Linked DNA regions of Homo sapiens: region 2 is linked to region 1. A link is a contact called in ENCODE Hi-C or POLR2A ChIA-PET data. All regions are on one chromosome and are shown on one strand. The core of a region is the stretch at or near the end of the contact, and the rest is flanking DNA. Distances in the headings are between cores, read along the strand shown.

Region 1 (3,925 bases), core at 1,117-3,616:
AGCTCCTAGCCGGGCAGGGAATGGTGTTGCTGGGAATGCAGATGGCTGGACAGTGCCCTCATGGCCAGACCCCAGACCAGCTGCCTGTGTGTACCCCAGCCTCCACCTTGCCCAATCTGTGCCCAGCTCCTGGTTGGCAGTGGCCCCTGAGCTGCCCCCACCATACCCACTCCCTCTGTCCTCTGCCTCCTTGGCTCAGGATCAGTTCCCAGTGACGCCCGTGAGCACGCTGTGTGCAGAGGCCAGGGAAACGGCGCGGCGGCTGCTGACCCACTACGTGAAGGTGCAGGGCCTGGTCATATCACAGATGCTGCGCAAGAGCGTGGAGACTCGCGACTGGCTCAGCACTCTGGAGCCCCGGAATGTGCGGGCCGTCATGAAGCGGGTGGTGGAGGATACCACCGCCATCGACGTGCAGGTGCTGCCCAGGCTGGCCGGGGTAGCCCTGACGCAGGCTGGGGGTACTGTCCCTTCAAGAGGGGCTGGGGCAGCAGAGGATCACTGGCAGTCCCTGCCTGGAGGAGGGGACATGTGTATCTGGGCTTCTCACGGGGCCAGTTCTGTAGCCAGGGCGTCCGTGAGGGAACCCCAGGGGAACAAGTCTCCAAGGATGAAGACCAAACGGGCTGGGGAGTGCCTATGTCCACGGTCTTGTTCCTTCTCAGCCCAGGATTATGACATCTTCGCCCCTATTTTACCTGTGGAGAAGCAGAGGCTCAGGGTTACCCAGGAAGTCAGGGCAGGGTTGGTGCTGGTGCTGAAGATTAGACCTCAGACCAACTCTTGTATCCTGCCTTTGCCCCACTCCACTGGTTCTATAAATAGCGACCATGTACCTACTAAATAGCGGGCCCCGCGGTGATTACCCTGTGATCCTTGTGATGCTTGAGTAGCTGACTTAGGGCATCCTCAGCACCGATGGGCTGGTGGTTTCCCCTGACTCGGGCCTCCTTGCAGTACCTCTTTTTACCACCAGGTGGGGCTCCTGTACGAAGAGGGTGTTCGCAAGGCCCAGAGCAGCGACTCCAGCAAGAGGACTTTCTCCGTGTACAGCAGCTCTCGGCAGCAGGGCCGCTACGCCCCCAGCTATACCCCCAGGTCTGGCTGGTCAGGGGAGCCCCAGGGGGAAGGGACAAAAGAGGGCGAGGGTGCAGGGCGGGCTCTGATTCCTTGTCTTCCCCAATCCAGTGCCCCGATGGACACCAACCTCTTGAGCAATATCCAGAAGCTATTCTCTGAACGTATTGATGTGTTCAGCCCTGTGGAGTTCAACAAGGTCCGACTTCCAACGTGACTCAGACTTCCAGGGATCCCGGGGAGGGTTGGCTGGAGCAGCCCCACACCTGCCCAAGGAGCCCCAGGACTCTGTGACCAACTGGGGGTGACCCTGACCCTCCAGTCTCTGTCTCTAGGGCTGTTTTTAGGTAGTACAGAGTGCCCTGCCTCCAAATCCCACAGCCCTTGTCCCAGTCTTGGTGTATGCCCAGCCTGAGTCTGGGTGCTGACCTGGGATTACTGTTTGCCCTTGTCCTTATCCCCACAGTAGTCTTGGGTCCTCCCCAGGGTTTTCTGTTCACCCATGGTCCCTGCCCCGCCTCACTCCAAGCTCAGGGATGCCTCTGATTGCTGGGCCCTACCTGTCCCCTGCCCTCCAGATGACGGCGCTAATATTGTATCCCTCCCTTCTTATCTGGCCCCGGAGACTTTCTGCCTCATCCCAGCTACTTCCATCGTATGTCTCCCGGGCCCCTGCTTGGAACTTGGGTGTCCCCCACACACACCTGCAGTCCCCAAGCTGCATCCCTGTGTCCCTGCCTGCAGGTGTCGGTGCTGACCGGCATCATCAAGATCAGCCTGAAGACGCTGCTGGAGTGTGTGCGGCTGCGCACCTTTGGGCGCTTCGGGCTGCAGCAGGTGCAAGTGGACTGCCACTTTCTGCAGCTCTACCTGTGGCGTTTTGTGGCCGACGAAGAACTCGTGCACTTGCTGCTGGACGAAGTGGTGGCCTCTGCTGCCCTGCGCTGCCCAGACCCTGTGCCCATGGAGCCCAGTGTGGTTGAGGTCATCTGCGAGCGCGGCTAGGCGCAGCCGCTGCCATGCACCGGTCTGTCCCTGCACCCCATGGCACCCAGGATCTGGTCTCGGTGGTCCTTCCCCGCAGGCAGGTGTCAGGACCGGCCTAATAAACATGTGTGGCCTCCTCCTCTCGCTTGCTGGGCGGGCCTTTCCGGGGGCGGGGTTTTGAAGCTGAGGCTTCTGAGGCGCCCGCGTCGGGTCCGCCCCCGAGCGCCGATTGGCTGGTGTGCTGGGCCCAGCATGGGCAGGGGGCGGTTCCACTTAAAAACCCTGGGACGAGAGCGGTCCTTGTCTGCGTTCCGTGTCCAGGCAGGTGCAGGCGCCGCGGGGCCGGATCCTCCGCGCGGCCGAGTCCATCTCCTGGGAAATGGGGCGGACAGTGTTTCCTTGACTGACTATTGTGAGCGCCCTCTCTCTCCGGCGGAGCGGAGACCATGGCCCCCACTCAGGGCCCCCGGGCCCCGCTGGAATTCGGAGGGCCCCTGGGTAATGGGGCAGAGAGATGGGACCTGGGGCAAAGGCTAAGCGAAGGAGAGCTGGAGCGGGTGAACTAAGAGCGGGGGCGAGATCTGAGGATGGAAGGCTTTGGGGGTGTCGGAGGCAGAGGGACCCGGGGGTTTGCAGCGAAGGGTGTCTGGAGAGGGAGAGCTGAGGAGGGGCCGGTTCTGGGGGCTGCAGAACGGGGATTTATGGTGTCGACTGGGAGCAGGAGGAGGGTCTTCGAGGGGCCTGGGGGCGGGGGACTAAGATGGACGCCTGGGAAGGGAACTGGGAGGCAGCGGGGTGCCTGGGGGCCGAGGGCTGAGGACGGGGTGCGGAGGCGCACTCTGGGAATGCCGAGAGGGTCCCGCAGAGACGTCAGGGCGCCCGTGCGGGCCGGCGGGGAGCTGGGGGGCTAGGGGCGGACGCCCGACGTGATGGCCCTTCCCGCAGGCGCCGCGGCTCTGCTACTGCTGCTGCCCGCCACCATGTTCCACCTGCTCCTGGCGGCCCGTTCGGGCCCCGCGCGCCTGCTGGGTCCACCCGCGTCCCTGCCGGGGCTGGAGGTGCTGTGGAGCCCACGGGCGCTGCTGCTGTGGCTCGCCTGGCTCGGCCTGCAGGCGGCGCTCTACCTACTGCCGGCGCGCAAGGTGCGGGCCCCGCTCGCGGACGCTCGGGGGAGGGAAGCGAATGGGCTCGGCGAGGGAAAGGACGCCCCGGGCCTTATCAGAGCCCCCTTGGACCCGCAGGTGGCCGAGGGGCAGGAATTGAAGGACAAGAGTCGCCTGCGCTATCCTATTAACGGTGCCTAGGGGACGGGCCCTCGCGCTGGAGTTAAGCGGCCGGGGGTGGAGCTCCAGGCCTAGCGGGGAGGTCCACGGAGATTGGCCCCCACCCCAGGCTCCTTTGTGTGCCTCTGTTACGCCCAGGACAGACGCCGGGGGCTCTCCCTATGCCCCTCGTCCCCACAGCCTTACCCCATTTACTGCTACTCCGTGCACCACAGCAGTGGCTGGGGTGATCCTCTGAAGGCCAGGGTGGCAGCCTAATGCTTGGGGCAGGGTCTGTGGCCCCCCTGAGTTTTGGGCTCTGCGTGTGTTTGCGGGGTGGGGATGTGGAGGCGCGCAGCCCCAGGGCTCACTGTGCGCTGTGGTTCAGGCTTCCAGGCCCTGGTGCTGACAGCCCTGTTGGTGGGGCTGGGGATGTCAGCGGGGCTGCCTCTGGGGGCGCTCCCGGAAATGCTCCTGCCCTTGGCGTTTGTCGCCACCCTCACCGCTTTCATCTTCAGCCTCTTTCTCTACATGAAGGCGCAGGTAGCCCCAGTTTCGGCCCTGGCACCTGGGGGGAACTCAGGTGAGAGGGGTCCTGG
Region 2 (3,952 bases), core at 1,434-3,933, 290 kb after region 1:
GCCTTGAGTCCTGCTGACCCAGAGCTGCCCTGGGAGGTCAGGAGGCCTGGTCTGCAGACTCCACGCCGGTGGTGGTGGCAGCTGTGGGGTTCGGGCAGCTGTTTGTTGAGGGCTTGCTGAGTGCTTTGAGACCAGCCTGCACCCTCCCCTCCTGTCCCCAAGACCAGTGCTGTTGTGACCCTATTCACAGTCACCTGCGGTGGGCGTGGAAACGTTGGGCCTCTCCAAGCCTGTGTTTGATTTTCCCCTTCATTCGTCGTGTTTTACTCAGCACCGAGCACCTCTTCTACCCCAGCCTCCCTCCCCAGCCTCCCTCCCCAGCCTCCCTCCCCTGCCTCCCTCCCCTGCCTCCCTCCCCTGCTTCCCTCCCCAGCCTCCCTCCCCTGCCCCTCCCTCTCCCACTTGGGTCACATCAGACGCCCCTCCCTCCCACAGGGCCCTTTCAGGACTGTTCCCACCCCTTCCTCCTTTCATCTCGGGTCTCTCTGGATCCTTCATTCCACACCTCTCCGGCTTCCTTTTGGTGCCCTTCACCCCTCCCTTGGCAGCCAGACCCCACCCCTGCGCCTCCCATGCTGGGGGCTGCTTCTAGCCCCATCGGCCTCTGCTTTGCCACAGGAGGGCCCCCTCCCCCTTCTCAGCTTAACTACATGCTCCTGGAAGCTTCTTTCCGCCCCCACCAGCCACCTCCTCCCCCAGCTTCCCCTGCTGCTCCCCATTTTCCTGGCCCCCCTCGAGGGCACTCCTCTCCCTGCCTCATGGCTTTGAACTCCAAGATATTCTCACCTTTATGTTCAAAGTTCACAATTTTCTTTTTTTTTTTTTTTTTTTGAGACGGAGACTGGTTTATGCTTTTTGTTTCCTAAGAAATTTTGCCTAACCCAAGACCACAAAGATTTTCTCATGTTTTCTTGTAGAAGTTGTATAAATTTAAGCCTCCCAGCCATCCCAAAGTCAATATTTTACATCAGGTGTGATATACAGGTCAATGTTCATGTTCGTGTTTACAGATTCTCAATTGTTTCGGTGTCGTTTGTTGAAAAGACATTGAATTGGCCGGGCATGGTGGATCACGCCTGTAATCCCAGCACTTTGGGAAGCCAAGGTGGGCGGATCTCTTTAGGCTCAGAGCTCAAGACCAGCCTGGCCAACAAGGTGAAACCCCCATCTCTACTAAAAATACAAAAAATTGGCCGGGTGTGGTGGCACACGCCCGTAATCCCAGCTACTACTTGGGAGACTGAGGCACGAGAATCACTTGAACTGGGGAGGCAGAGATTGTGGTAAGCCGAGATGGTGCCACTGCACTCCAGCCTAGGCAACAGAGTGAGACTCTGTCTCAAAAAAAAAAAAAAGAAAGACATTGAATTGCCCTGACATCTTTGTTGAAAATCAATTGGCTGTACATGTGTGGGTCTGTTTCTGGATTCCCTCTTCTAAACCACTGATATATGTGTGTCTTTCACTGATAATCACACTATATATTGATTTTTGAACCTTTATAATAAGTCTTGAAATCAGGTAGTCTGATAACCAGAACTTTGTTCTTTTTAAAATGGTTTCCATAGAAGTTTTAGAATCAGCTTGTTGATTTGTAGCATGCTCCGCTATCCACCCCCCAAAAAAAGGCTACCTAGGATTTTTATTGAGATCGCATTGATTACTTCGGAGGTCATTGACCTCTTAAGTCTTCCAGTCCATTTATTTCTGTATCTCCATTTATTTGTCTCTGATTTCTTTCATTAACATTTTATAGTTTTCAGCATACAAAACTTCTGCATCTTTTGTTAGATTTATCCATTTCTTTTTTTTTTTCTTTTGGTGCTACTGTAAATGGCACTGTTTTTAATTTCAATTTCCAATTGATCATTTCCTTATATAGAAATATAATTGTTTTTGTTTTTTTTGAAACACTCTTGCTCTGTCACCGAGGCTGGGGTGCAGTGGCGCAATCATAGCTCACTGCATCCTTGACCTCTGGGCTCAAGCTATCATCCCAAGCCACAGGTGTGCACCACCATGCCAGGCTAACTTTATTTTATATTTGTAGAGACAAGGTCTCACTATGTTGCCCAGGCTAATCTTGAACTCCTGGGCTCAAGTGATTCTCCCACCTTGGCCTCCCAAAGTGCTGGGATTACAGGCATGAGCCCCTGTGTCTGCCTTTTTTCTTTTTTTCTTTTTTTTTGAGATGGAGTCTCACTCTGTCGCCCAGGCTGGAGTGCAATGGCGCGATTTCAGCTCACTGCAACCTCCGCCTCCTAGGTTCAAGCGATTCTCTCACCTCAGCCTCCTGAGTAGCTGGGATTACAGGAGCCTGCCATCACACCCAGCTAATTTTTGTATTTTTAGTAGAGATGGGTTTTCACCATGTTGGCCAGGCTGGTCTCAAACTCCTGACCTCAGGTGATCCACCCGCCTCGGCCTCCCAAAGTGTTGGGATTACAGGCGTGAGCCACGGCACCTGGCCTGGCCTGGGACTTTCTATGTGGACAGTCGTGTGGTCTGTGAGTTGGGACAGCTGGGTCTCACTTTCCAATCTGTGTGCCTCTTGCTTGCCTTGCCTGACAGTGCTTCTGACCCCCAGTGTAGGATGGATAGGTGTGCGCAGGCGTCCCTGACGCACCTGGCCTGAGAGAGAACATTGTCTTTCACTGAATAAGTGGGATTTTGCTGTGGGTTCTTCAGAGATGCGCTTCATCAGGTTGAGGAAGTTCCTTTCTGACGCTGGCTTGCTGAGTTTTATCTTGGACAGATGTTCAGCAGAGCTTCCTCTTTTGGCTGCATTTGAACGGCAGGCTTCCTGAGCCTCAGAGGCATGTTGCTGTGCAGGAGTTTTTGTTCTAGGAAACTTAGTAGGCTTCCCTGTTATGGTTGCACTCAGGACTCTGTCCCCACCGGCTGCCGTCCCCTCGCCAGCCCACTGCCCTTTGGCTGGTGGAGTCCACTTGGTGAGGAGAGGAGTGTGGGTGGACTGAGCTGAGGGCAGGGAGCGTGGAGAGCCCACCAGGCCTCTGCTCTTCCTTCTGGGCCGAGCAGCGGTGCCCACCTGCCCAGCCCAGAGGGATTGTAGCTGCCCTGTGGAGAGGCAGGAGCCAGGCCAGTCTCCGCAGGGCCACTCCAGCATCTGACCCAGCCCCACCAGTCAGGAGCACAGGTGGCCATTCCTGTCTACTTGGCCTCATCTTATCCCAGGCCTGCAGCAGTGCTTGGCACGTGGGAGGCACTCAGGAAATACCTGTGTCCTAAGGGGTGCCACCCTTTTAACACCCTCTGCGACTCCCTCAAACCCCTGAAGGCCCTGTCCTTGGTGCCCAGCTGTGCCCGCTGGCACCCGGCTGCTGCATCTTTTCTGTCAGTGTGCCTCATGCTTCACACCTGTTGAGTAGGAGTCACTTTTGAAGAACGTGCTGGCAGGGAGCCGCCCGCCCCTGCCCTGGTGACATCGCGCCCCTTCCTCCTGGCTGCAGGTTTTCCTCCCAGCCAGCACCACCCGCCTCCCCGCCCCGCTTCCCCACTCTTCGTCCTCTCTGCAGCAGCTGGCTCCCTACCCCCTCCCTCCCCACCTGCTTCTGCCCATGGAGTCAGCCTTCCTGGGCTGTGCCTTCTGACCAGAATGTTCTTTCTTTCCCACCTGAACTCCCAGATCTGGAGACCCCTCCTCATCCACCAGGACTCACCTTCACAGTCACCCAAGTGGGACACCTCCCCTGCCTCCCTGCTCCCTCCCTCCTGAGTGATGTGTGTCCCCTCCCCTGCTTCCCCAACCAGAGAGCAGAGCTCATTTCAGGCTCAGCAACAGGCATGGAAGGGGGCCCTGGCCAGGCCTCACACTGCCCCCTCCTCCCCAGGCCGAACTGATGAGCAGTCTCATTGAGTACTGCATCGAACTGAGCCAGGCGGCGGAGCCCGCAGGCCCCCAGGACAGTGCGACTGGCTCGCCCTCGGACCC

What was found. A loop is a pair of places that touch in the nucleus more often than their neighbours do. ChIA-PET counts read pairs that join two places held with the same protein, here RNA polymerase II (POLR2A). Pooled maps may share reads with other maps.
Region 2: a pooled map shows a loop between it and region 1 (2.9-fold over the local background). The contact joins the enhancer-like site here to the promoter of TM7SF2 in region 1. A Hi-C loop is called at or near these places in 7 of 50 pooled maps. POLR2A ChIA-PET finds 5 or more read pairs at or near these places in 4 of 52 experiments (CD8-positive, alpha-beta memory T cell, WTC11, activated CD4-positive, alpha-beta T cell and 1 more).

The regions. Positions count from the first base shown.
Region 1 is chr11:65,109,506-65,113,430 of GRCh38, forward strand. TM7SF2 (transmembrane 7 superfamily member 2) reads left to right here and starts at 2,367. Exons shown (of 10, transcript NM_003273.6): 1 at 2,367-2,562; 2 at 3,010-3,206; 3 at 3,306-3,360; 4 at 3,715-3,909. The coding sequence starts at 2,511. It overlaps VPS51 (VPS51 subunit of GARP complex), which reads left to right. Exons shown (of 10, transcript NM_013265.4): 7 at 200-418; 8 at 977-1,098; 9 at 1,189-1,276; 10 at 1,822-2,357. The coding sequence ends at 2,082. RefSeq lists enhancers at 622-1,549, 1,550-2,475, 2,172-2,466, 2,389-2,498, 2,569-2,618 and silencers at 1,308-1,483, 2,749-3,178.
Region 2 is chr11:65,401,013-65,404,964 of GRCh38, forward strand. It overlaps FRMD8 (FERM domain containing 8), which reads left to right. Exons shown (of 11, transcript NM_031904.5): 10 at 3,852-3,952. Among named protein-coding and RNA genes, the nearest start is that of FRMD8, 16 kb to the left of the region's middle. RefSeq lists enhancers at 1-207, 3,236-3,735. Within about 2 kb of position 2,684, at least 6 of the 41 ENCODE cell types and tissues checked have a DNase peak (open chromatin) inside an H3K27ac peak, as active enhancers do.